Regions from separate parts of the Homo sapiens genome. Here region 1 is linked to region 2. The links are chromatin loops, found by intact Hi-C in ENCODE. Cell type or tissue: endothelial cell of umbilical vein. All regions are shown on one strand. Links, peaks and the distances in the headings refer to the core of each region. The heading gives the core; the rest is flanking DNA. Region 1 overlaps MAMLD1 (mastermind like domain containing 1). Region 2 overlaps MTM1 (myotubularin 1).

Region 1 (12,437 bases), core at 275-8,274, 140 kb before region 2:
ATCAGACAATGTTATAATCGATGATTTAACCTTCAAACATAATTTGGAAAACTCAAGAGGAGAAGGAAAGTCCATTATATTTACCCATAATTTTTTCTCTTTCCATTGGTCTTTATTCCCTTCTAATGTTCAATATCCTTTCTTTTATCATTTCCTTTCTGCTTAGAGAATTTTCTTTAGATATTCTCTTTGTAGAGGCATATTGTTGACTAATTTTGTTAGTGTCTCTTGATCTGAGAATGTCTTGATCTCCCTTTCATATCTGAAGCATATTTTCACTGAGTATAGGGTTCTGGGTTGACAGTTCTCTTTATTCAGCATTTGAAAAATATTATGCTACTTCCTTCTGGAATCCATGGTTTATGAACAAAAATTCACTCTCATTCAAGTTATTTTTCTTCTATAGGTATCATTTCTCTTTCACTGTATTCAAGGCTTTTCTCTTCATGTTTCAGAAGTTTTGTTGTTACAGGTCTTGGAGTGGATTTCTTTATATTTATACTGTTTGAGGTTCACTCAGCTTCTTAAATTTCCAGATGTATGTCTTTTGTCAAATTTGGGGAGTTTTCAGCAATTATGTCTTTGAATACTTTTTTTTTTTTTTTTTTGGTCTCATTCTCTTTCTCATCTCCTTCTGGAATTCCAGTGACATGAAAGTTAGATCTTTTGTTTGTAATTCTGTATGTCCCTGAGTCTATGTTTACTTTTTTTTCCAGGATATCTTCTCTCTGTTGTTCAGATTGATCATTTCTTTTTATTTTATTTTATTTTATTTTATTATTATTATACTTTAAGTTTTAGGGTACATGTGCACAATGTGCAGGTTAGTTACATATGTATACATGTGCCATGCTGGTGTGCTGCACCCATTAACTCGTCATTTAGCATTAGGTATATCTCCTAATGCTATCCCTCCTCCCTCCCCCCTCCCCCCACCCCACAACAGTCCCCAGAGTGTGATGTTTCTATTGTTCTATCTTAATTCTTTCCTCTGTTCTTACCATTATCCTCTTGATTTGATTCACTGAATTTATTTCCATTATTGTATTTTTCATTTCTAAAATTTCCATTTGGTTCTTTTTTATATGTTCTGTTTCTCTGCTGAGAATTCTGATTACTTTGCTGAGACTTTCTATATTTTTTTCATTTGCTTCCAAGCATGGTTGTAATTGTTGGTTGAAGCACTTTAATGATTACTTCTTTAAAATCCTTGTCAGGCAGTTCTGACATCTGTGTCATCTTGCTGTTGGCATCTGCCGATAATATTTTCCATTCCATTTGATATCTTACTGGTTCTTGGTCTGACAAGTGCTTTGCTACTGAAACTTGGGCATTTTGGATATTGCATTATAAGACTGGATCTTATTTAAATTTTCTGTTTTAGCTGACTTCCTCTGACACTGCTCTGGCAGGGAAGGCGGGCACCATCTTATTCTTCATTGACATCAGGGAGGATGGAGCTCCTCATTACTGCTGGACAGGGGTGAGGATTCCAACTCCCTACTAGGCTTTTACTGATACTACTCTAGTGCGGATAGGGAAGGGCACCTCATTACTGCTATGTGGGGGTGGAGTCTAGGCTCCTCATTTGGCTTTTGTTGATGGAATATAATGGGACTGCATTTTCTTCTATGGTGTTTGGCTGGAGTAGAGCAGTTATTGTCTAAAAGTTTTCTGTCTTGCTAGGTTACCTCTTTCCTGGTCTTTTGGCTAGAAAGAGCAGGCTTTTGTTGGGGCTTCTTTGTTAGTGCCCATTGGCATTCTGGGTTTCTGGCTTCTTCAGCTCCAAGTCTGGTATATATGAGGCAGAAACAAAATCCAGAGAACTCGCCACTGCATCATTGCTCAGGTCCCAAGGTCCCTAACCAGTATACTTTTTTCTTTCCACCTTTTAATGTCTTATTATGTTTGTTTTATATATAATGCCCAGAGGTTTTAGTGATACTCAGTGAGAGAATGGGGAAAAGTACTTCTCCATATTTCCAGAGGCAGAGGTTTAGACTTGAGATTTTAGAGGCTGATGCTGTACTGCCAAGGAGGTTTATGGGAAGTAGAGCTGTCCTTATATATTAATGTCTTAGTGGAGCTCTTATTTCATGTCTACATCATGAAAAACAAAAAGAAATGAAACTTTACCTGGGTTTGCATATGTCTGCTTATCTGTCACTGGAGGAGTAGCCATGATCATAACCTGCTCAGTCAGTTTCCTTTACATCAGTGCACCAGGGTTTCATGAGCCCCCTTTCAATATCTGTTGCTCCCTTCCTGTGTCTGTCAGGCTTTGAACTGTTAGCTCACTTGGCTGTATCCTAACAGTGCCACAGTTGGTGGCTGCTTCTTCTATGAACCATAAGGCTTACTCTAGTAGAGCTGAAGAGGCCCTAAGCCATCACCTAATTTAGCCACCATGTTTTCATATAAGGAAATTGCATCTCAGAGAACAGAGGAAGTTTTCCTGGATCTCACTGCATATCACACAAAAGCAAATCCAGACGTAGGACCCAGATATCATACTTGTAGGCCCAGTGTTATTTTAGTCACATGAAGCTGCTCCTCCATCCACCCCTCTACCTTCCAGTGAACTTTGTTCTTTCCTCTGGTCAAGGACTGTCATTTTATCCCAGCCAACTGTCTCACAAAAATGCCCCTCATTCTTGGGGGTGGGGGTGCTCAATGAGGGTGGTGGGTGGGAGGAAGGGAAAAGGAATGTGGCTGACTCCACACAAACCTGTCTTCAGAGTGAAAGTCTGTGATTCACGGGGTCAGTGGTCTCATCTTCATATCTGAAAGACAGTGTACTTTTTGTCTCCCTAAGCCCTGTGTCTAGGTCGTTTGGGAAACGCCTTGGAGAGTCAAGAATAAATTTGCAGGTCAAACAATGGATGACTGGAAAAGTCGGCTTGTAATCAAGAGCATGCTTCCCCATTTCGCCATGGTGGGAAATCGTCAGGAGCCCAGAAAGCTCCAGGAATCGGTCAGACAATGGGCCATGGGGGGAGGGGGGTATTTAATGCTTCTAATCTTAAACTTGAACGTAAGATGTGTTATTGAAATTTTCTGTGCAAACTTGGTGGCAGGGATCCAACTCAAAATATAAGGAATTCAAATGTGATCTAGAAGAGATCTAGGAGATGAGCTGATCCCACCCCTTGTGGGTTTCTAGAAGAGCTGGAAATATAGTCTAAGGTTCCATATAGCCTCCCAGTCTAGTAGTGATCACTGCATTGCACCCATTCAATAAGAAAAATGAGGAAGGATGAGAGAGGGAAGACGAGTTTACTTTTTCTCTTAATAGAAGCCAGTCAGAATGGCAAGCACTAGATATATTGCATGAGCTTCCTAGTATGACTGAGAACAAAAAGCTAGTGAGTAGGCACAGAGAGGTCTTCCCATTCAACTTTCTGGCCCTGTTGTCCTTTTAGAAACTCATCTGACACACTTCTACTTTCCTCCCTGGGAACTCAGACATCATCCAAGTGTTCTGAACCTCAGGATTAGGGATTCCAGTGGTAGTTCTAGGAGCAGGATGATGATAGAAGGGACTATGAGAGCCATTGACTAGTTTAATTTGACAATAAAAGCCTGCAACACCACCAATCTACCAAGATTAGCTCTGTTAGCAGGAATTGCAGCAAACACAATAGCTGTTATCTCAGGGTATTAGGGCCACAGAGGAGTGGCTTGCTTAATCTCTGGAATTAATAGAGCAGAGAGGAAATGGCTCTTATAGAGCCGTGGGTCGGCTTCCTTCCTTTTCATAGAACTGGAAGCCCTGGGCTCTGAGGTAATGCCATTTCACATAACTAGAGGGCCTGTCTTCTCCAATTCCCAGGGCAATCCACTTTCAGCAAGTCAGCTTTCAATTTATTTTAAAATTCTGATATGTGCACAGATGTGGATGGAGGTGATTGAAATCTTGTTTTCTCTTTGTTTCCTCATTGTCAACCACCAACAATGTATTGAGAATGTGCTATCAAGTTGAGCATGTAGACATTTACAAAACTGTTTACTGCACTCCCCAGCTCTCACAGAGATTGCAGTCAGGTGGGATGGCAGAGATGGAGACATTACTTGGCCAGCAGCCTGTCCAAATTGCCAGGCCTTAGGCCTCTTCTAGAAAGAAATCTCTAACCTCCATCCTAATTACCCTTTATATTTCATGCTTCTCTTTTATGATCAACAATTGAGTCAGTAAAGAAAAACCTGATAATGCTCCCAGAGTCCGTGATCAGTTTTAGCATGACTTTAAATTTCTCTTTTATTTCCCACTTGTTTCCATTCACTTGGGCCAAATTGTAGAAGAAAGTGTTGATGGATTGTGGATGCAGGGGTCCTCTTCCCCTTCTCCCCAACTCCATCAACACTCTTAAAAAGTGTGGCCAGTAAGTAACTGCTTTGGTTTTGATCAGTGTACAGTTGAATGCACAGATTCCAGTGGGGGTTGTCCTTAGAATAGGTCCTTGGAGTGGCCATCTGTGCATTTACTCTGGAAAAGTTGTCATTGCTTACGTCATTTCCAGGCTTGGCTTCTCTTTGCAGATGGCCTTTAGAGCCCTTTGTAAGCTTTGCCAAAAATTCACATTCATTGCTTTAGAGTCACACTTTGGATTTGATCAAGATCAGCCCTCTGCCTCCTCTATGCCACACCTTGTTCTCTGAAAGAGTTCTCTGTTGGTTCTGAGTGGCTTGACTCTTTCTAAAACTTCAAGCTGTCCTAGAAGACCAAGAATTCACCCCAGTTGAGGAGAACAAAGAATTTTAAAAATTTGCCTCAGCCTCCAAAAGCAACTCTCTCAGATGGTCTTCTTCACAGTTGAAACAGCATTGGATGACATTGAGAGAGCCCACTCCTTTGGCTGGACGTGACAGGTGCTGCTGTACGGTATCCCTGTAGCCTCAGAAAGGTACCCAGTGCTAATATGAAACTCTGCTGCACATGCTGAGGATCTCAGCATCTGGGTGCTTGTGAACTGAGGTTGACCAAATAAAAGCAGAATGGCCTGTGAGTCCACCAAGAAACCTGCAGTCCAAACAAGTTATTGTAAGGCCTGGAAGGTGAGTGGCCAAAGGAGGTCCTTTGCAAGAGCTGGGCTTGCATTTCCAGGGTGTAGCCTTAGCTGGATCTCAGATGTTTCCCTTGTTTGCTCTCCTTCTGACACTTAATAACACCCAGGGATGACACCCTGAACCCTAGTCCCAGGAAACCATGTGCATCTGGAAGCACGTTTCTTGCACCACTCTCCCTCATCCTGAAAACATCGCTAACAGAGATTTGCTTCAGGCATTCAGCTTAACTGGTTCTCTTGTTCTTTCCTAGAAAACAAACAAACAAACAAAAAACATGTTTCAAATCAATCTTGAAATAAAATGATATCAGTCCCAGAGGAGAGTTCTCTTTTAGCAGTCCTTGAATTTACATGGAAATAATTGTGAGCTCCCTTGAAGGAAAACGTGCATCTCACGTAACAGTTGTTCTTGGCCTAAGACTAGGGCTCAGAACACCTGGGTTCTAGTCTTGCAGCTACTCCTCACTAGCTATGGGGCTTTGTCTATCCTTTGCCCTCCCTGAGAACAAAGTTCAAATGAACGAAAAGTAAGAATAACCACCTTTAATTCAGCATTGACTAGGTGCTAGGCACTTTACTAAGCATTTTTGGGGCATTATCTCCTGTAATCCTCATGATAACCCTGGGAAGAAGAAGCTATTATTATCTCCAGGAAACCGAGACTCAGAGAGATTAAGCAATTTGACCAAAGTCACAGATATAAGAAGTGGCAAACTCAGAGGCCAATGTCATCACCACTATACTCTAATGCACATTGAAAACTACAAAATGCTGAATACATATCAGGCAGGGGCCATCACCATAAGAAATCTCAGTAATGCAAGTACCTTTTCAGCATCTGTTCATTCATTTAATAGTGTGACTGGTTAATGACTCTGGCGATCTGGGGAACAGAAGAGTTTGACCTTTTGAACATTTGGGCATCTACCCAAGGTTAATAAGGCATCCAGTCTCTGCACTTAGTGTATGGAGTTTTAACAGGAGGCAGAACATTTTGTCCTTCCCTTTGAAGTTAAGATCACGATTCTTTCCCTAGATCCCTAGATCAGTAGGTCAAAGGATTGCTAGTGTGAGAATTTAAAAGGCATTAGTACTCCAATTTGAGAGTGCTCCAGAGCCTGCATGGAGTTGAGACTCAGTGCGCATGTCACATGCCATCTCTGTCTCAGTCCATACCCCACCATAAGTGGCAAAGATTCCTCCAGCTCGGAGCAGGTACCTATTCCCTTCATAAGGCAGCTCCTAGACAAAATGAGGGTGCAAAGGGCATGAAATGTTCAGTTGGAGGAGGAAGGGGACACAGTACTTTTTGCACATCTTCTGTGTTCAGCCATTTAATATTAAGAAGCGACTCACTCTATAGATTACAATGGGATGCCGTGCCCAGTATTTCTTCTGAGCTTCCCAACCAGTCAGTGGTTGGGCAGGGTGGGGGGATTATTATTATTCTCCTTCTTTATGGATAAAGAGAATAAAGTCTGAGAAATTCAGTGACTTTCAGAAGGATGGCCATCCAGAAGGTGGGGTGCTACATCAAGGTCCACATTTGGATGGCCCCAAGGGCAGTGTGCTTTCCATCTACAATACGATGAAAAACAACCCCTCAGCCCATATCTTTCTCACCTCTAAATGCAAGTAGGGCTGAAGACGGGGGAGAGAGGAGCCCTCAGTGTAACAGCGTATGTGGACATTTGGATGGCTGCAAAAATACTGGCCTCATTCTATCCATCCCTTTTCTTTAGACTGGTGACCTTAGACATATCCAGTAGGAGGAGCTCTAGTCACCTCCTCCCTTTGTGTTTATGTGACGGGGTTCAAGATTTGCGCCCATCAGCTTTGGAGGCATATACTTCTTGCAGAAAAAGTGCTGGACTCAGGAAGGAGTCCTCAGACTCGATTCAGGGTTGGAACAAGCTCTTTGTGAGATTTTGAGCAGGTTTCTTTCTTCTTGAGGTCAGAGGGCATGGGTATGAGCTCTAAGGGCCTGTCTATCTCTGGCCTCCTGCCACATTTCCAGGGTCCCTTCTGTGTGCCTGGCCCTGTGCTCGATCTTGAGCCCCAGGAATTCATAGTCTAGGGGCAAATTATTCCCAGGCTTCCTCCACTGGGAACAAATCTATCTTACTCTGTAGTTCTCGGTGAAACCTGGAGGCAAGTGTTTGAGCGTCTCTCTTGTGCAAGGTACTTTGTGCACATTCGCTCATTTGCTTCTGTGTCACAGAGATTGATATTTCCACTTCCCCAGGGTGGAGACTGAGGCTCAGAAAGGATGGAGACTTTCCCAATGTCACACAGGCAGGAAGTTGTAGATCTCAAACTCAGGTGCCCTGCCTCCAAAGCTCTTCCTACTCCTATTCCCAGATTAGGAGCTCAGGTATTTCCAGGGCCTTCTGCAGGCCAGGCACTGTTCTCAGTGCCTTTCATTCCAGTGGCAGAGACAGCCCATAAACAGGTAAAGAGTAGAAGCAAACTTACTTCATTCTGGTAGCTCTCTGGGATGTTCTGACCAGCGTTGTCCACTGCCAAGCCTGGCAGAAAGCTAGGCTGCTTTAAAACCCTATGCAGGGGCAGCCAGCTGGGAACAGAGTGAGTTGTCGAAACAGCTCCCTTAGAAGCCTCAAGAGAAAACCCAGATTTACAGCTTTGAGTCTTTGCCAGCAGCCCCTGCTTCATGCAGGCTGAAGGCGCGGCACAGGTGCAAATCTGGCCCCAAGAGAGGGGAGCTCATGTTTATGGGTCCCCTTCCAAGACCCAGGTGATCCTAGGGGCTAGTTAATCTAGAGGCAACTGTCCCTGCCACTTACTGATAACTTGCATGAGCCTCTGGGCCTCAGTATCCACATCAGTAAAGTAGGGTTAATAACTCTGCTCTTTGCCTGCGTCAGGGTTTCTGGGATGGTGATGAACAAGGTGTGGTTGTGCACGTGTTCCAAACCACACAGGGCATGATCCTAAACCACACACTGCTGTGAGCACTTTTTTTTAATGATCAGAGGTTGGCATTGGCTCAGAGGTTTTTTGCCATCAGAAGAGTGATGGAAAATGTGTGTCCTGACCCCTGAGGATGCCACAGTCTCATCAGCAGCCCCACTACACTGAGGAGACCTGAATCTGTAATGTAGCTGTGAGCATTCTGGGTCAAGGGCTGCAGTGTGTATGCGCCTTTCTACTTTGGGGATCCTCCCCATGGAGCACGCAGCTGTTCGCTCCCTTTGCTCCCTCCTCCTTTTTCTGCAGTAAGGGCTCCTTCCTGTTCCAGACACCCAACTGGGGTGAGAAGCCAGGCAGAGGCCTTGCCTTCACACAGACCTTTTTTTGCAAGAACTGAGCACTGCTCAGCTTGCAGGACACCACTGGGCTTGGCATCTGGGTCCTGCCTGGGTAGCCTGGCTTGGTAAACCAGTGACCTGCAAATCACAGTCTGTTTGAAGGGAGAGTGCTGGTGAGGGGAGCTCCATTTTTCAGCTGGTTTATGCAGGCACCTGGGAGCATGACACTGCCTATTTCTAAACTTTTAGGAGCCCATGCTGGCCTCATCTGCATTCCTGCCTAGCTCTTTCCCACAGTTTCCTTGACATAAGGCCCAAGGTAACAGGTTTCTGGAGGTGGAACTGCCCCAGGAAGGAGAGGGATGCTGTTAGACTCCAGGACAGAGTTGAGGCTCAGAAGTGTGCACATTTCTAGGGAGTATGCAGACCCAGGGGCCAGCCCTGTGGGTGTGGGCCTGGGGTTCCTCAAACTCTGGGCTGGCCTGTGTAGGCTGAGGCCTCTTGCTTTTACTGGGAATCCACAGCTGGAAAGCCCAATGTTTCTCTTTTTACAGATAGATATTTGGGTTATAAGCTACCCCTGGAGTGCTGCATTCCAGACTTCTGGGGAGGAGGGACATGAGCTTCTAAGATTTGGGCAACAAATTTTGATTTCCGCAGTTGATATAGAATAATTTGTTGGAAACCTTCCTCCTCCCCTTTTGCTTTTCCTTTCCCTCCCCTTCCTTCCTGCCTTTCCCTTCTCCTCCTCATCTCCCTCCTACCTTCTCACCAGATCTCCAACCCCTAAATTCCAAAGTTAGAAAGGCAAGCATCAGCCACAGGGAAGTGGATTTGACCACTGGGCACTCAAACCCAAGGCGCAGGCATGTCTCTGCTGTCATTGCCTCCCTCTCTCTTGCTCCGGGCCCCCTCAGCACAGGCCTGTCTTTGTCTGCCTCCCTCCAGTGCTGCAGGCTTCCATCACCCTCTCAAGTCCCCATCCAGAGGCAGGGCTGGCATAGGTGCTCGCTTGCTCACTCACTGCCCTGACCCTGAGAGCTCCTGCTTCTATGCCCCTAGAGCTGTGGCTGAGTATATGGCACATAGTAAATGCTCAGTAAGATGCAGCTGCTGTTCATCTTGGCCAGAAGTCCCTTAGAAATCATCTAGGCCACCCACATTGCTGGACACAAGAGAAGGCCAGTGTCATACAGAGGGGAAGGGGTGCAATTAAAAAGTCATTGTCTCTAGGCCTTACACAGGAAATGGGAAAATAACAGAGTTATTTGCAGAGTACCATTTTCTCCAATGGTTCATTCACATCCGCAGATGCCAGCTGAGCCCTGTCACGAGGCTTTGGGGTTACCAAGATGAATAGGAAACTACCTGGCCTTCAGAGAGTTATGTGGTGGAGGTGGGAAATGCATAGACCTAACATGGCAGCCTCAAGGTTGGCCATAGCACCTAGGATGGTGATGGAAAGGGTAGAAGGTGAGACTGTATTATCATAGAGACCCTTGAGGGCCTGAGGGTGGAGGGTGTGCTTTAATCCACTAGCCCATGCAAATTGTTCAACAATGTACAAGACTATAAGAACAAGGCCCAAGGGTATCCTGGAGGGGATGATGTTTCTCTCCTCTCTTTTTTTTTTCTTTTATTATTATACTTTAAGTTTTAGGGTACATGTGCACATTGTGCAGGTTAGTTACATATGTATACATGTGCCACACTGGTGCGCTGCACCCACTAACTTGTCATCTAGCATTAGGTATATCTCCCAATGCTATCCCTCCCCCCTCCCCCCACCCCACAACAGTCCCCAGAATGTGATGTTCCCCTTCCCGTGTCCATGTGATCTCATTGTTCAATTCCCACCTATGAGTGAGAATATGCGGTGTTTGGTTTTTTGTTCTTGCGATAGTTTACTGAGAATGATGATTTCCAATTTCATCCATGTCCCTACAAAGGACTGGAAGCTTCGGAGCACCTGAGAACGGGCGCACAATGAGAAGTGAAACAACTTTTGGGACTGCTGGATCACTTGCACGGTTTAGAAATGGTCACCTTACTTGCACTACGGAAGAAATCTTTACGTTTTTCTGCTCCAGAAAGGTTGCCCACCCACTCTTCTGTGAATAATGGGCCTACATGGCCCCCTGCAATGTGAGGAGGGCAACTTGGAAAGAACTTATTTCCCTCCAAGAAGATGCTCAGTTCATGCTCTAGGTCAGAGGTTGGCAAACTACAGCCTGTGAGCTAAATCCAGCCCACGGGCTGTTTTTGTAAATAAACTTTTATTAGCACACAGTCACGCCCAGTCATTAACATATTGTCTACTACACAGAGCTTCAACAGAGACCACATGGCCTGCGAAGCCTGAGACATTTACTACCTGGGCCATCACAGAAGAAGTTTGCCAACACTTGGTCTGTATCACTGGGCATTTGGTTCATTTGTTTACCCTAACAAATGGTACCCATTTCAGGTAGAATTACAGGCCCTCATGCGGCCACGTGTTTAGCTTCCCCTCCTGTGCCAAAGCTGGCCCCAACTCCACACTCCCAATTCCACCCTTCTCAAAAGTTCTTGCCCCTAAAAGTGTTTCTTTTCCTTCCATTTCTCCTCCCATCAGCATCCAGAGAGAACTTTTTCAAAGAGATGAAGCCAATCCTTCCTCTGCTTAAGTCCCCCGATGGCTTCCCTACAAACAAAATACAATCCAATCCCTTTCCCATAGCCTGCAAGACCCTCTGCAAATTCACGACTACTTCCCTGGTGCATTGTGTGACAGGCACACTGGCTGCCTGCCCGTCACTGGAACAGTCCAAAAGCCCCACCCCAGGGCCTTCCCACTTGCTGCCCTCCTGCCTGGGATGCTCTGCCCCCAGTCCTTCTCCTGGCCTGCTCAGAGCCACCTGCCATTCTATCACATCACTATTTTTTCAGTCTTTGAAAGAATACTGCACACACTCTTAACTTGTTCTTGTTGTTCACTTACCGTTTGTCCTACTAGAATTCCAGCTCCTTCTCTCTGGTTCCCCACTTCTCTCCCTGGCCTGTGCTCATTCTAATGGAAGTGTCAGTTCTGGGCCCCCTAGGCAGCCCTGCCTGCCCTTTACTGTCATATGACTTCATCTCTATAGTGGAGGGGAGCCCAGTGCCACTCTGTAGGTGCTTCTTTCCTAGAATAAGCTTCAGGCCCTAAAGTTGTCTAGCCTTAGGGCTGCCCATGTGATGCTGTCAGCAAAACTAAACATGTTCTTGCCTCTTTTCCTCCCTCAAGTCAAGCCCTTAGAGTTTAGAACAATGAACTTGGCCTATATAAAATACCTCCAGGAAATCAGTCCTCAAACACCAACTCCCAACATCTGCTTTCTGAATATATGGCTTCAAACAGCTAAGTGTACAGTATCTAACTGCTGTCCATCCTTTTGTTTTTTTTAGCCACATGACATCTAAGGAACTTAGAAAATGCCTTGCCCTTTCCTGTAGTTAAATTTGACATAAAATTACTTTATTGGCAGCATATTAACAAACAAAAATCTCCTGTGTTTTTCCCGGTAATTCAGTTTCAGTTTTCCAGGTAAGAAAAAGATAATTTTGAATGACTACAAGGAGACAGACTGTTTTGAGGTTTCTGTTAATAACACATTCAGAGTGTGCCTTCTTCCTCTGTCCCAGTCAGTGGTGCTGTTGACAGAGTGGTACAACAAGAATGAAATATACTGTGGGAACTCACCCTGATCCCAACACCCTCATCAACACCATCACCACCATCACTATTGCTACCAGCACCACCACCTCCACCACCACTACCCTCACCTTCACTACCACCACCCTTTAAATCAACACCATTACCACCATCACCATGGCTACCACCATCCCACCATCCCAATTGCCACCACCACATCCACCACCATTACCACCACCACCATCATCACTACCACCCTTACCTCCGTCATTACCACCTCCATCACCTCTACCATTACCATGATTACTATCGCCATCCCCTCTACCACCACCACCCTACCACTTCTCTCTCTATCTCTCTCTCATGTACACGTACATGGTTATATGACACTTCATGATGCAATCATAGACACTGTCCACATACACACAT
Region 2 (15,712 bases), core at 6,732-14,731:
ATCATGCTTATGCTAGCCTTATAAAGTGAGTTGAGATATTCCCTTTTTCTGTTCTCTGGAAGTTTGTATAAGATTGGAGTTACTGGTTCCTTGAATGTTGCTAGAACTTGCACATGGAGCTGCCTGGGGCCTGGAAGATTATAAACTACCAGCAAATGTCTGCCAAATCTATAGCTGTGTCTGTCTTTTCATTCCTGCATCCTACTATTGTTTGTTTGTGCCCTCCTTTTTTCTTTATTAGTCTAACCAGAGGTTTGTCAGTTGTGGTTATGGCACCAACTTGATAATATAATTATGTTCATTTGTTTCCCTTTTAGGGCTTTTCCCCTGCTTTTTTGATTAATTTTTAACGAGTAAAAACTTTATATGATTTTGAAGTCACATTTATTTCAAGGTATATTCAGAAAAGTCTTGCTTTCACCCCATCTCTGACCAGGTATTCTGTTTCTTTCCCCCCCGTAGATGATCAATCTTATTAGTTTGTTCTTCTAAGTATCTTTTGCAAATTTGAGCAAGCACGTACATGTATTTTCCCCTTTTCTTGCACAAAAACATATTTCATACACTATTCAGCCTCTTGCCCTTTTCACTTAAAGAATATACCAGGAATCATTCTTCATTTTCTCCTCCTTTCTTTAGATTTATTCTGCTGTTTGGATGTTTCAAAACATAGTATTTTCATGATTATTTAGTTGTGATATTTTCTATTATGATTATTTCATTCACCTGCGAGCTGTTTAGAAGTATATTTTTACTTACAAATGTATTTTCTGGGTATTTTCAAAACTGATTTACAACTTAACTGCATTATGGTGAAAGAATATGATGTGAACACTCGTAGTTCTTTGAAATTTGTCAAGGATAGGCTTATGTGGTATTTTTGTGGCTGGCTTCTTTCACTTAGCATACTGCTTTTTATATTCATTTTTGTGTTGTTGCATGTATCAGCAGTTCCTGACTTTCTGTTGCTGAGTAGTATTCCATAGTATGGTTATAATGTAATTTATTCATTCAGTAGTTGATCATTTGAGTTGATTCAGTTTTTGGCCATTTTGAAAAAAAGCTGCCATGAACATTCACATACAAGTCTTTGTGTGGACTCATGCTTTTATTTGCTTCGTGTAAATACTTAGGTGTGGCATTGCTGGGCCATATGTTTAGTGTATGTTTAACTTTACAAGGAACTGTCAAACTGTTTTCCAAAGTGGCCATGCCATTGTGCCATTTTGCATTCCTACTGGCTTTAATTGTCTGCCTTTAAAATGTTAGCCATTTGACTGGGTGTATAATGGTATCTCATTGTATTTTTAACTTACAAATTCCTAGTGACTAGTAATAGTGAGCATGTCTTTATGTGCTTGTTGGCCATTAAGTTTATCTTCTTTGGTGAAGGATTTGCTGAAATCTTTTGCCCATTTCTTATTAAATTGGATTGTCTGTCTGAAGTTGTGAGGGTTCTTTTTATATTCTGGATACAAGTACTTCATCAGATATGTGATTTGCAAGCATGTTCTCTCAAACTGTGGTTTGTCTTTCATTTTCTTAACTGTGCCTGTGCAAGAGCAAGGAGTTTTGATTTTGATGAAGTCCTATTTACTTTTTCCCCTGTTATGGTTTGAGTTTTTGTGTTTTAAGAAATCTTTACTTAACCTAAGTTCACAAAAATTTTCCCCTGTGTTCCTTCCAGAACTTTTTTAGTCCTGCTCTTATGTTTAGATCTGTTTTGGCAGACAGATCTTTCCAACCCCTGGTGTTTATACCTGTGTGATCCCCTTCCCTTGAGTGTGAGCAGGACCTGTGACTTGCTTCTAGAATATAGACTAGAATATGGAAAAAGTGTAGGGATTCTACAGATATAATTAAGGTCACAACCAGTAGATTTTGAATTAATCAAAAGAGAAGTTATCCTGGGTAGGCCTGAATTAATCAGCACAAAACCCTTAAAAGAAGGTCTGGGTCCTCCCCGAGGTGAGATTCTCTTTGCTGACTTGTTGATGTGAGCAGCCACATTGAGGAAGGCCACATAGAAAGGAACTGCAGGTGGTCTCTAGGAACTAAAAGCTGCTTAGCAAAAAGCCAGGGCCTTCAACCATGCAGCCTAAAGGAAATGAGTTCTGCCAACACTCTGAATGAGCTTGGAAGCAGATTTTCCCCAGTTGAGCCTCCAGATGAGAATGCAGCCTGGCCATTACCTTGATTGCAACTTTGTGAGACCCTGAGCAGAGGACCCAGCTAAGCTGTGCCTGGACACCTGACCCACAGAAACTGTGAGATGATAAATGTGTGCTGTTTATGGCTGCTAAGTTTGTTATTCAGCAATATAAAACTAGTATGTCTATGTTCCATTTCAAGTTAATTTTGTATATTTTGTGAAGTAAGGGTAAAGATTCATTTATTTTTCCATATGGACATCAAACTGTTCCAGCATCATTTGTGGGAAAAGGCCCACACATTTTGGTAATTTTGTTGAAAATCAATTGACCATTGCTAGGACCTCAAAAAGAAGGGCCTAATTATAGTCTCTGTTCTGTTCCATTGATCTGTATGTCTATCCTTATACCAGTACTGCAGTGTCTTGATTACTGAGGCATTATAATAAGTCTGGGGATCAGGTAGTGGAAGTACTGCAACTTTTTTTTTTTTTTCTTTTCAAGATTGTTTTGAATATTCTTGGTCGCTTGCCTTTCCATACAAATTTTGGAATCATCTTGTCCAAGCCTGTTGGGATTTTGATAGGGATTTCATTGACTTTGTAGATCAATATTGACATCATGACAATTAGGAGTCTTTGATCCGTGAGCATGCGATATGTATCTATATATCTCTATCTATCTATCTATCTATCTATCTATCTATCTATCTGTATATTTTTGTTTTGAGATGGAGTTTCGCTTTTGTTGCCCAGGCTGGAGTGCAATGGTGTAATCTCAGCTCACTGCAACCTCCGCCTCCTGGGTTCAAGCGATTCTCCCGCCTCAACCTCCTGAGTAGCTGGGATTACAGGCACCCGCCACCACACCCAGCTAATTTTGTATTTTTAGTAGAGACGGGGTTTCTCCATGTTGGTCAGGCTGGTCTTGAACTCCTGACCTCAGGTAATCTGCCCGCCTCGTCCTCCCAAAGTGCTGGGATTACAGGCATGAGCCACCACGCCTGGCCCAAGCATGCAATATTTCTCCATGTATTTAGGTCTTTAATTTCTCTCAGCAATGTTTTGTAGCTTTCAGTGTGTGATTCTTGGACGTATTTTGTTCAGTGTTTCCCTAAGTATTTCATTTTTTTTGGTATTGCAAATGACATTTTTAAAATAAAGTTTTTTGAGACAGGGTCTTGTTCTGTTACCTAAGCTGGAGTGCAGTGGCATGATGGTGGCTCACTGTAGCCTCAACCTCCTGGGCTAAAGTGATCCTCCCTCCTCAGCCTCTCAAGTAGCTGAAGACTACAGGTGCATGCCCCCATGCCCAGCTAATTTTTTTTTTTTATGTTTTGTAGAGATAGGGTCTTGCTGTATTGCCCAGGCTGGTCTCAACTTCCTGGGCTCAAGTAGTCCTCCTGCCTCAGCCTCCCAAAGTGCTGAGATTTCAGGCATGAACTATAGCACTGGGCCAGTATTTTTATATTTCAGTGTTCATATGTTCATTGCTAACAATACAAATATAATTAATTTTTATATTGGCTTTGTGTTTTATGCAGCCTTACTAAATTTACTTATTCTAGTAGTTTTTTTGTAGTATTCTTAGGATTTTTTTTGCATACATGATTATGTTGTCTGTAAATACAGTTTTACTTCTTTTTTCCAATATGTTATGTGTTTTGAACTTGCTAGAAGCTCTAAAAGATGTTAAATACAAGTGATAAGAGTGACCGTCCTTGCCTTGTTCCCACTCTTATTGGTGAAAGAAGAAATGCTTTCTAAGTGTGATGTCAGCTGAAGGTTTTTCATAGGTGCCCTTGACAATTCCTGATTTCCTGAGGGTGTTTTTAAAAATCATGGATAGATGTTGAATTACGTTAATAGAAGCCACGTCTCAGATACAATCTTCAGGAAGATAGCACACCTCATGAATAGTCTTACTGACTATACATATCACCACATTTATACCCATTCTTAACCACCACTACCCAGCTTTTCCTCCTAGTGTCGATAACAGAATTTCCATCTGGATCTTGGGAATTCTTTGTGGAGCAGCATATACTGCTCCTTCAAAAGACATAGATCTTCTCTGCGAGATTCACATGTATCATTATTTTAGAACTGGAATTTCTTCATCCTCTCTTTCCTTGCCATTCTTTTAACACTGGTTTTGGTTCTTCTTCATCTTGCCTTTTTTATTTCTGCCTTTTTTTTTTTCAGGTTATTTCTGCCCCATCTGTGAAACCTTGTCTGCCAATAGTGCCAAGTTATAAAAATATGTACGTTCAGTCCTTTCACCTTCTTCTGTAACAAGGATACGTGGTTGTTTGTATTTGTGACTGGAAGAAGTAACTGCTCCAAGTATGAAGATAACTATTGTCCATACTCTCTAGGTCATGGCAAGTCTTTCTCCTTCTGATTCTCCCAGGATCCTAATTAAGCCATCTTTGGGGATTCCCTTTGCATACTCCTTCTCTACTATGGCAAACTGCCTGTTGGGCAAGCTGCTACTCCTACTGCTTATCTCTGCTAACCTTCAAGGTCAACCTGCTCTTGCAAGTTAGGACTAATTAAGATGTATCAAGCCCAACATTCTCAACAATCAAAAGACCCTAGGCAGCGTTCCAAAAGCCCCATGTAGAGGAAGGTCAGGAAGTTCCAAATCCAAATTATTCAATGTATTTTGGAACTCTTCTTTGGATTGACTTCAGAGACCAGGCACCTTTAAAAAAATATCCTCGCACCTTTAAAAAAAATATCCTCAAAGGCTCTAGGCCAAAATCATTTTGTATCACCTCTATTAATACATAGAATGGGCACCGGTGCTGTATGGAGCATTGGTTTTGGTTTAAAAATTAAGATATGGTTAAAGTTCATGAGATGGTACCTTATGTAGCTTTAAATTCCAAAGGCAGTTTCAAAAGAATAATTCAAAGAATACTTTGAACAGTGGCCACATTGCTGGAATTTGTGTACACCATCAAAGGGGACTACTTTGAAGAATAACTCAGCTATATATGATCTGACAGGCTTTTTAACAAATGCCTCATTACATGATAGTTGCACCTCATGGGGTGTTTTGTGCACTAGTAATAAAAACTTTCTCCTTTTAAAAGATAGTTTTAATAAAGACTAAGTGGATACAAATAAATAGTAGACAATCAAGGGTTGTGCTGTTTCAGTGACTCACAGACATGGATTTCAGGGGAAAAAGCCTATTTGTTGACTCATCTTTAAAGTGAAGTCTAGGGTTCTTCTTTGTGACCATCAGATTTTATCACGTGGATGAAATTCCGAAAAGATTTTTTTTATCCAGCTGTGCAAGCAGGAGGCATGATGTCCTCATTTTAATATGATCATCTATGAGAGAATGAGAATGACAGATATCTATCTGTTAGTGGATGAGAGGGCCGGTCAGATTGCCTAGATTTCAGTTCCACCTTTGACAGTTATTAGCAGACAAATTGTTTAACCTTCCTGTTCCTTGTGTTTGTCAGTTGTCATATGATGATAGTAATACCTAGTTGCCTTTTAAGGTTTTGGTGGGGATTAAATGACTTAATCTGTGATTAGAACAATGTCTGACAGGTAGTAGATGATCTGTAAATGAAAGCCGTGATCATTAGCATAAGCAGATACTCTGTTTTGCTTTAATTGTATCACCTCTGTTATTGTCTTTATTACTATTTAACCTTTTTTATACATATTAATTATCTTTATTGTTATCTAAACATTTGTTTGTCATCTTCCCAACTCAGTTTTTAGCTCCTTGAAGACATATCTCAAATTTTTTTGGTTGAGGGGAGGGGGAACTCTCCATTGTGGTCCAGAGTAGCTGCCCACTATATAGTTACTGATTGTGAACTCTTTGGAAACAAGATTTAAATAATGATATATGCTGAGTTAGGAGTATCTCAGAATGACTGGCTTGTTGTCATTTCATTATTTCTTCTAAAAAACCATATTATTATTTCAGTACTAGTTAATTTCATAGGTATTCATTGAATGCTTATGGATAGATTGACAAATGAAATTGTTCTGAATGTAACCATATGTTGACATGACCATTTTATAGATTGTTAATTTCTGTAGCCAACCTCCTGCCTATTATGGGTTGAATTGTGTCCCCTAAAAAGATATACTGAAGCCCTAGTCCCTATTTCCTCAGACTGGGGTCTTGTTTGTTACTGCAGTTGTAGTTAGTTAAGATGAGGTCATGCAGCACTGGAGTAGGGTGGACTCCTCATCCAGCATGACTGGGGTCCTTATGAAAGAGGAAAGCACCATGTGAAAACACAGACACACAGGGAGAAAGCCATGTGACAACAGGCAGAGAGATTGGAGTGGTGAAGCTGCAAGCCAAGGAATGCCAAGGATTGCAGCCACCACCAGAAGCTAGGGAGAGGCAAGGAAGCATTCTCCCCTAGAGGCTCCAGATGGCACATGGCCTAGCTGACACCTTGATTTTGGACTTTGGGCCTCCAGAACTGTGAGAGAATTTATTTCTGTTCTTTTAGGCCATCCAGTTTGTGGGACTTCTTTACAGCAGCCCCAGGACACCAATAGACTGCCCATCTGCTTGAATTAGAGTGTTGACAAGCTTGGGATTTCATTTCAAACGGTGGATTTGCCTATGTTTTCATCTATTATCCATCTTCTCCAGATACTTTGATTTAAATATATAAATATAAATACATATTTATATATTTAAATATAATTTATATAATTTATAATTTATATATTTAAATATATATTAAATTATATATATTTATATATAAATTATAAATTATGTAAATTATATATTATATAAATTATAAATATATATAAATTATATATATTATATAAATTATAAATATATATAAATTATATATAAATTATAAATATATAAAAATTATATAAATTATATATAAATTATAAATTTATATAATTTATATAAATTATATATAAATTATAAATATATATAAATTATATATATTATATATAATTATAAATATATATAAATTATATATATTATATATAATTATAAATATATATAAATTATATATATTATATATAATATAATATATATAAATTATATATATTATATTATATATAATTATAAATATATAAAAATTATATATATTATATATAATTATAAATATATATAAATTATATATATTATATATAAATTATAAATATATATAATTTATATATATTATATATAAATTATATATATTATACATAATTTATATATAATATATAATTTATATATAATATATATAATTTATATATAATATATAATTTATATATATTATATATAATTTATATATAATATATAATTTATATATATTATATATAATTTATATATAAATAATTTGTATATATTATTTATAAATATATAAATTATATATATTATATAAATTATATATTATATATAAATTAATATATATTAAATTAATATATATTTAATATATAAAATATATATAAAATATATATTAAATATATATATTAAATATACAAAATATATATAAATATATATCAAATATATAAAATATATATTAAATATATATTAAATATATATATATATTTGATATATATATATATAATATAAAATATATATTAAATTAAAATATATATATTAAATATATGTTAAATATATAAAAATATTTTAAAAATATATTAAATATATATATTAAATATATATTTCCCATACCTGATCTGGCAGCAAATATATTTTTATATATGGCAGCAAATATATATTTTCATATATATATATGAAAATCTGGCACAAAAATACGGTTCTTATATGCATGCTAGGAATGGGAGACGTTTCCAAAGATGCTTATAAAAGCACTGTTTATAATTGAAACCTGGAAACAGCTCAAATGATCACTGGGAGGAGAATGGAAAAACCAAGTGCAAAGCAGTGGACTGCTATGCAGCTGTGAAAATGAGTGGAACACAACTATATGCATCAACATTTATGACTCTCTCAACACTATGTGAGAAAAGCAAGTGGCAGAAGAATATATAATGATTCCATTTACATAAGACTTCAGAAACATGGAAAATCATATTATTTAGGGATGTATACATGTGGAAAATTTTAAAGATATGCAAGGGAATTATAAACCTAAAAATCAGCCCTAGGGAGGTAGGTTGGAGTACCTTTAATGACTGATGACTAACTTCTCCAAAGTCATGAAAGTTTATGAGGGTGATGCTACATTTGTTTCTTCACGGAATACTGAGTACCCAAACTGTGCTTTGTGCTGGTGCCAGAATGGAAAACATGGTCCTTGGCCTTAGGAAGTTCTAGAAATCTAAGAGACGGGACACAAAATATCAAGGCATAAGTACAGGGTAAGAAATGAAATACAATCGTCCCTTGGTATTTGCGGGAAACTGGTTCCAGGACTCCCGAGGATACCAAAATCCTTGGAGGCCCAAGTCCTTGATATAAAATGGCATAGTATTTGCATATAACCTTGCATATCCTCCTGTGTACTTTCAGTCCTCTATAGATTACTTATAATACCTAATACAATGGAAATGCTATGTAAATACAAATAAAAATTAGTATTTGAAGTATTTTTCTATTTGTATTATTTGTATTTGTATTATTTTTTGTCATACTGTTTTTTGTGTTTCTTCCCAAATATTTTTGATCCGCAGTTGGTTGAATCCCTAGATGTGGAACTCCTGGATGTGGAGGGCTGACTATATTAGAAATATGTATGGTGTACAGAGAAGTGGAGAGAGAGAGAGAGAGAGAGAGAAAGAGTGTGTGTGTGTGTATGTGTGTGTGGGGGGAGGTCAGGAAAAGCTTTCCATGTTTTGAAGTAGGTAAATGCCAACAAAGCATATGCCAACGAAGCCCCTGCTTCTGCCTTCAAATGAGAGTACCTAGAGGAATTGTTTCAAATGGCAGGTTATCTCCAACCTTTTCTCCTCTCTTCAGTTTTCTAGATACTGTGCACATCCACTCTAGAGTTCCTTTTTTCCTCCCTCCTCCACTACTGATTCTGCTCAGAAGAATCTTCATCAGTAATGCCCAATGCCTGGGCTTTTCTTTGGGGTCCTTTAGCCCAGACCTGAGAAGGTTCTTGGAAAGTAAGGAGATGTTTTGATCTGGCACCTTTGTTACTATCATAGTTATAACTATTTATACGTTTCTATTCTTCAACAATTACTGTTTTAACTTTTGCTAAATAAGTTACTGTTTACTTATAAATTTAAAATGTACTTTTTGTGAATAGTTCTCACAGGGGAAAATAGTTCAATAAAATGCAGTTTTTTTCATTGAGCAGATCAGCTGGGTTCATGAGTTTTGGAATTGGCAGATGCACGGGAACTTGATCTTGTTCCTATTTTAAAACTTTGTTTACTGGCAGGTATTTGACTGTTAAAAAATCCATTGGTGAGTTTAATGATCTGTTTAAATGTGTGCAGTATTGCTAGGTAGCCTTTGTACATTAAAAACAGATAACCTGATAGTAGTTGACTTTTCTAATAGTTTACTTACCATATCACTTTCAATTTATGAATAATTTCTAAAGTTACCCTGTTCCATGGCCACAGCTCATGCCACTAAAGCCAATCAGCTGTCTTGAAGATGTGCCATTTGTCGTGAGGGGACCAAGAAATAGGGTGAAGAGATCAGCCCAAATCCATCACTAGCCACTGGAAAAAATGATTCAAAATGCATTCTCCACTGAGTCTGAATTACATTATTTTTAGCCAAAGGTCTTTGCAACATTTAAAGAAATAGGGGTAGGTATATCATCATGTTTAAAATGAATTGTAAATATCAAAATTATACAGAGAGTGAGATTTTAAATGAAATACTATATAGCATCATATAATTTTCAAAGAGGAATCATCAAACCAAATACACTGTAGCCCTAAGATTTGAAGTGACCAAGACAAATCAAGAAGCTCTAATGCTTCTGTTACATGTGTCTATGTGGACAGTAAACCGCTTACTTGGGGGATCCTTTTTTGGAGTAAATATAGTTAGATTTGTAGCCTATTTTTAGATATCTGAGCCTGAATAGAAAGTAATGAGATGAGATCTGTATGTTAAGTATTTCACAGAAAGATTCCCTGGGCTAGGAGTCAAGTGTTTTCTTTTTTTAATGGAAGGAGGCATATTTGAAGGTAAACTACTGTAAGGCTGATTGGAGTCTTGGCAAGGTTAGATTGATCATCTTAGAAAACCTGTGTGCAGAATGGTTAGGCAATCAAGGATATGGTATATTTTGTGGACAACCAACCTAACATATTAGCACCAGTTTGGGGAATGACTTAAGAGTTCACTGGGCTGGGTGTGGTGGCTCATGCCTGTAATCCTAGCACCACAGGAGGAGGCCGATGTGGGCGGATCACTTGAGGTCAGGGGTTCAAGACCAGCCTGGCCAACGTGGCGAAATCCTGTCGCTACTAAAAATACAAAAATTATCTGGGCATGGTGGCGCACATCTGTAATCCCAGCTACTCAGGAGGCTGAGGCAGGAGAATCACTCAAACCCAGGAGGCAGAGGTTACGGTGAGCTGAGGTGGTACCACTGCACTCCAGCCTGAGCGACAGAGTGACACTCTGTCTCAAAAAAAAAAAAAAAAGCATAAAGCATCTCTGGTAGGAGGAAGGGAACTGGTATTTGAGCATCTTTGTTATGCCATCTGCTGTGCTATAATTTTACCTGTTCCTCATGACAGCACTGTGAGGGCTGGCGTCACACCCATTTTACAGACTGGAAACTGCAGTAATTAAGTGAGAGAATTGGGATCTGAGACACAAATTGGTCTGAATACAGAATCCCTTCCTTTTTTTCAACTGTATCACACTGTTTTGTAGGTGGGCGCATAGTGGCATTTTGACAAGCTCTCAATGGTGGGGTTAATAGCTTGTTTTTTAGTTTAAGAGAATATGATTATTATGTACTTCGGCTGAAGACGGTTCACATGGGAATTATTTTAACAGCTTAATGCAGGGCGTGACAGCCTGTTTTTGTAAATAAAATTTTATTGGAATATAGCCCATCATTTATTTACATATTGCTGCTTCAGTGCTACAACGCAGTACTGAGTAGTTGCAACAGAAATGTCTGGGTATCTGGCCCTTTACACGGAAAATTTGTCAGTCCCTTGTTCAAAGGAAAATGTATAAAAATGAACCAAACTTCTGCTTTTGCAGATCATAGTTTATTTTCATGTGAGTTGAGCACTTCTTCCCCCCAAATAAACAAATATATGTGTTAAATTGATGGTGTACCTGGTCTCAAAATGGCTGGAATATGAACATTTATCTTGGTTCACAGTGATTTGGTTGAGGACGTCTCAAGGTATGTTTCATTTTTTTGCATCCTAGGTGGCCTACAATCCAAGCTACTTTAATGCAAAAAATCAGAATAAATTTATAGTAAATCCTGTGTTTACTGGCACTCCAGGTACAGAACTCTGTGAATGGTTCTCATTGGGGGTGACGCTCCCCCTAGAGGCCAAATTGGAAATGGGGGCATGTTTTGGTTATGGTGTAATTCATTGAAAAATACATTATTTTATTATAAATCACTGTCCTTTTATTTCTCCTTTATATTGGAGTTAGTACAGTATATTGATTTTGTATCATGTTTAGATTGAGGATATCCATGGTTTTCATTTCAGCCTAGCAAAGGGGACTTTACAGAAATTTGTTTTATAAAAAGGGAGTTTCGGGTCTGATGGTATTGAGCACCACTGCCAAAGAGATTTGGCATCTTTTTGAAAACAGACTTCTAAGTAAGGACAACTACCTTAGAAAGACCTGGAATTCTGAACGGAGAGGCTGCTTGTTCTCTGACAAACTTTAGAAGTCAAGTTTTAAGTCTCAGTATGTTTCCATAAGCAGCATCTTTCCAGAGAAAGAGCATGATTGAACTTAACGTAAATGCCAACACAGAGTCATAAACCACATTAAAGGCTCATCAAAAGACAAAAGCTGCATACCTTTGTCACTGTTTTGTTTGTATACAGAAAAGTTCAGAAAAACCACTCAGGGCCATTGATCTCAACTCAGGTGACGATGGGAAATAGAGCTCTCCGTGGTGTTTACAGTTTGCTTGCAAAGGCCCTATGAGGCAGAGATCAAAATTATTTTCTAGTTCTGCTGCTTTTAGATTCTTAACATAAGCGTTAAAATGGCATGCATTTTTTAATGTTTTTAGTTAATGTGTGCTTCAGGTTTGTGTATTGTTGTTTTTCATATTCAACAGAAAAGGAAAAACAGTTCCTTAGTCTGGAAAAAGGGCGCGGTGAAAGAGGTTTTTGTATCTGCCTCCACAGATTCAACTGACCAATCCCAGCCCCCTGTACTGGGACGGCTGTACCTTAATTTGAAATGTTCATGGAAAAGTCTATAAGGGAAGATAGCATTACTCAAATTATTTTCAGTGCAAATCGTTTCAAAGGGGTACAAGTTAACCCTGCAGTTAACTACATAACAGTATATACACTTAAATTTGCTGCCCAGAACCACCCTGCCTGGACCATCCTGATCAGCCAAGGCCTTGTCGTACCATTTCAAACATGAGTTTGTATGAACTTGTGGCTTAAGTGAAATATTACACTGCCAACAACTGTTATGTTCCTTGGCCAATCCTTAATTGCCCAGTTCATTCACTCATTTAACAAATACCTGTTAAGTATCTTTTGGGTGCCAGGCACTGTTACAGGTGCTGTAAATAAATAAAACATAAAATTCTTGGGGCTTAGAGGCCCCAAAGGTTGGTTGGCTAGGTGAGTTGAGTTCTCTTAACTATGTTTCTTAGTCTCAAGCTGTTCTACTGAGATTGGGACCAGTCACGTGCAACCTGGTTTCCTTCCAGAGACCACTTAGAAGCACTTTTCTGTAGGTAGAAGGGACTCTGCAATGCAGGGAGACCTAGGCTAGAGTTGTCCCTGCCAGTAAGTCACTCCAGGACCTTGTCACACACCCTCTAGGCCCCCCGCATCTCCTCTGTAATAGGAGAGGGTTGGGCTTAAATCATCTCAAAGGTTATTTTGGGGGATCAAAAGTGATAGAAGTCTACCTCTGGTTAGAATGCTGTAGTTAACATATATATACGGAATCAACTTTTAATTTTTGCTTTAAAGCCAAGGTAGCCAAAAATCAACATTTTTTTGTTTGTTTTTTAAATAAAAAGGATAAAAAAACTTGATTGTTAGGGCTTTGGGATGAAATACTCTGTAACCAAAAGGGTAGCTGATTTTTGTAGACTTCACTATAGCTTCTAATTATCATCCAACTGCCTTTACACTAACATAGTCATTTTATACACGAAGATATGGATGAGCTTTCTTTGCTTGGTAAGTTAGAGACAGCCCAGGGCTTGTACACACCTGTCTAGTACATTTTCCAAAGTACTACACTGCTTTCCATTTTCCTATTAGAGTCATTATTGTCTTTTTTTTTTTTTTTTTAAGCAAAAAGCACTTTATAACTGAGTGGCTGCTAGCCATGCGCTATCCCTGTATTAGTTAACTTTTCTCCTAGTATTTCCAAGGTCAGGACTAATTTGTAGAATTGGCTAAGACATTGGCATTCACTAGCTATCCTTTTGTGCTCATAAAAATTAAAAATTTTAAAAATACTAGTAATTTGTTAACAGATACACTGTGTGGTTCCAAGCCCTGCATGAATGTATTAATTCATTTGTTTCACCTAATAATGTTGATGTAAAATGGGGGTAATAGCAACCAAAGCCCAGAGAAGTTAAATAACCTACTCAAGGTCAAATGGTGAGTTGCAGAGTTGGAATTTGAATGTAGTCAGCTGCAACATTTGTGCACACCAGCATGATGCTGTTCCAGCTTCTATAATCTTCAGGGATCAATCAAAACCATTCAACAAAGAGAGGCTCACTGATGAGATTTTAAAGTAAGCCTCATTGTGGAACTGGCACATGTTATCTGGACCTTTGGATTTCTCGGATGTATACTTGATCCAACTATTAACAGTAGTAGTAGTGTCTGGTGTTCCTCTAAAAATTAGAGCTTTAGACATAAAGACTGCATATTGTTCGGTTTCATTTATATGAAATTCCCAAAGTGGGCAAATTTATAGGGATAGCAAATTCGTGGTTGCTGGAGGATTGGGAGTGGTGGGTGACTGCTAATGGGTATGGGGTGGGGTTTCTCTTTGGGATGATAAAAGTGTTCTAAAATTGATTGTGGTGATGGGTGGCACAACTTTGGATATACTAAAAACCTTTAAATTGTACACTTGAAAAGGGTGAACTGTATGGTATGTGAGTTGTAGTAAAACAGTTAAATGAAGGGAAAATGAGGGATTTCGTCCTTTATATTCATTTTAAATTGAAATTTTTTCATGAAAATCAGAAATAGCAGGAAGACTCATCATTCTTTTATGGCCCATGAATAAACAGGGTGGTGACGTTGACTGAGTTGACTGTACAACCAGGATTTTAGATTTTTTCTACTGACTTGATAGTAAGAATTTAACTTTTTGTTTTAAAATGTTGACTTACATTAGTGAAGCATTTTAAATATTAAAGTATCTATACTAAAAGGTAGTTTTATATCTGTTACTGAAGAAAATCTGCCCCTAATATATAGTCTTGTTTTGTCAATAGAAAAATTTCAGAGCAGATACATCTGACTTGCTCCATAGTTCATCTCATCCATTCTGCTATCTCTGAGAATAATGGGTTATTTTGCTTGGACATGAACTTAAGGTTAGAAAGGTTTTTCAAAGCATATTTTACGATTTTGTCTGAATTTAATTCATTTTAGTGTTATTCATTAATCTTTTTAAAAAGTTACTTTTAATTTTGCATTGTGCTACCTGTAGGTAGTTTCAGCTCTTCTAAGTTGAGTATCTCTTTCTATAAAGACGTATTTTGCTCTAATTGTTAATTTTCAAGCATCAGTGGTAGTTGCCTAGTTCCAGTGTTCTGGGATTTGGTGAACTAGTATACATGTTTGCCCCATCATGACATTTCACAGTATTGTATATTTGCCGCATAATCATTCACCAGATAGTTGTGAGTTCCAGTGTGCGCCAGGATACAGCCACGAACCAGACAGACACAAGCCTTGGCCTTGTAGTGTTGAACTCTCACGGGGGAATCCTGACAGTCCTAACCTTGTAAGATGGCCCCTATCTGGCCATCTCCCCACCTCTTCATCCTGGTGGCTGTCTTTTTCTGTGACTTCGTCACCTTTCTTGACTATTTCTTAAGGACAGTAGCCAGTACTGTGAAGCTGTTAAATCCCACTAGATTTTGTGCCAAGGTGTGTTAACCCATTTATGCCTAGTGTTCCACTATTGGAACGCTAAGCTTGTGGGAGTTATTTACATCCTGCTGCTCAAGGTCATCACCAAGGTCTGATTTTTCACAAAAATAATTTGCAACCTCCGGCATAAATGGGTTAATGTTCTCCATTGCTGGATTTTGTTAGTGTGTCTGGTTGCTCTTAATACAGCCTGGCAAAAAGATATTTATAAATATCCACAGTCACCTTGTTGAATTGGATGTGGTTTACCTCCCGCTGACTTTATATGTATCTATCTGTGTCCTAAACTTTGATAAAATAACC

Evidence for each region. A loop is a pair of places that touch in the nucleus more often than their neighbours do. Peaks named below come from ENCODE experiments on the same cell type or tissue, not always from the same donor. Only the 100,000 strongest peaks of a DNase experiment are listed, where the experiment ranks them.
Region 1: it touches region 2 in a loop (4-fold over the local background); 4 of 110 quality-filtered maps call a loop at or near these places.

Annotation. Positions count from the first base shown.
Region 1 is chrX:150,442,639-150,455,075 of GRCh38, forward strand. MAMLD1 (mastermind like domain containing 1) reads left to right here. Exons shown (of 8, transcript NM_005491.5): 2 at 2,816-2,974. The coding sequence starts at 2,879. Among named protein-coding and RNA genes, the nearest start is that of MAMLD1, 86 kb to the left of the region's middle. In endothelial cell of umbilical vein, for the core only: no CTCF peak of the experiment used is centred there; a DNase peak (open chromatin) is centred at 3,723; H3K27ac peaks cover 781 bases.
Region 2 is chrX:150,576,195-150,591,906 of GRCh38, forward strand. All of the region lies in intron 1 of MTM1 (myotubularin 1), which reads left to right. Among named protein-coding and RNA genes, the nearest start is that of MTM1, 15 kb to the left of the region's middle. In endothelial cell of umbilical vein, for the core only: a CTCF peak has its summit at 11,609 (motif pointing left); no DNase peak of the experiment used is centred there.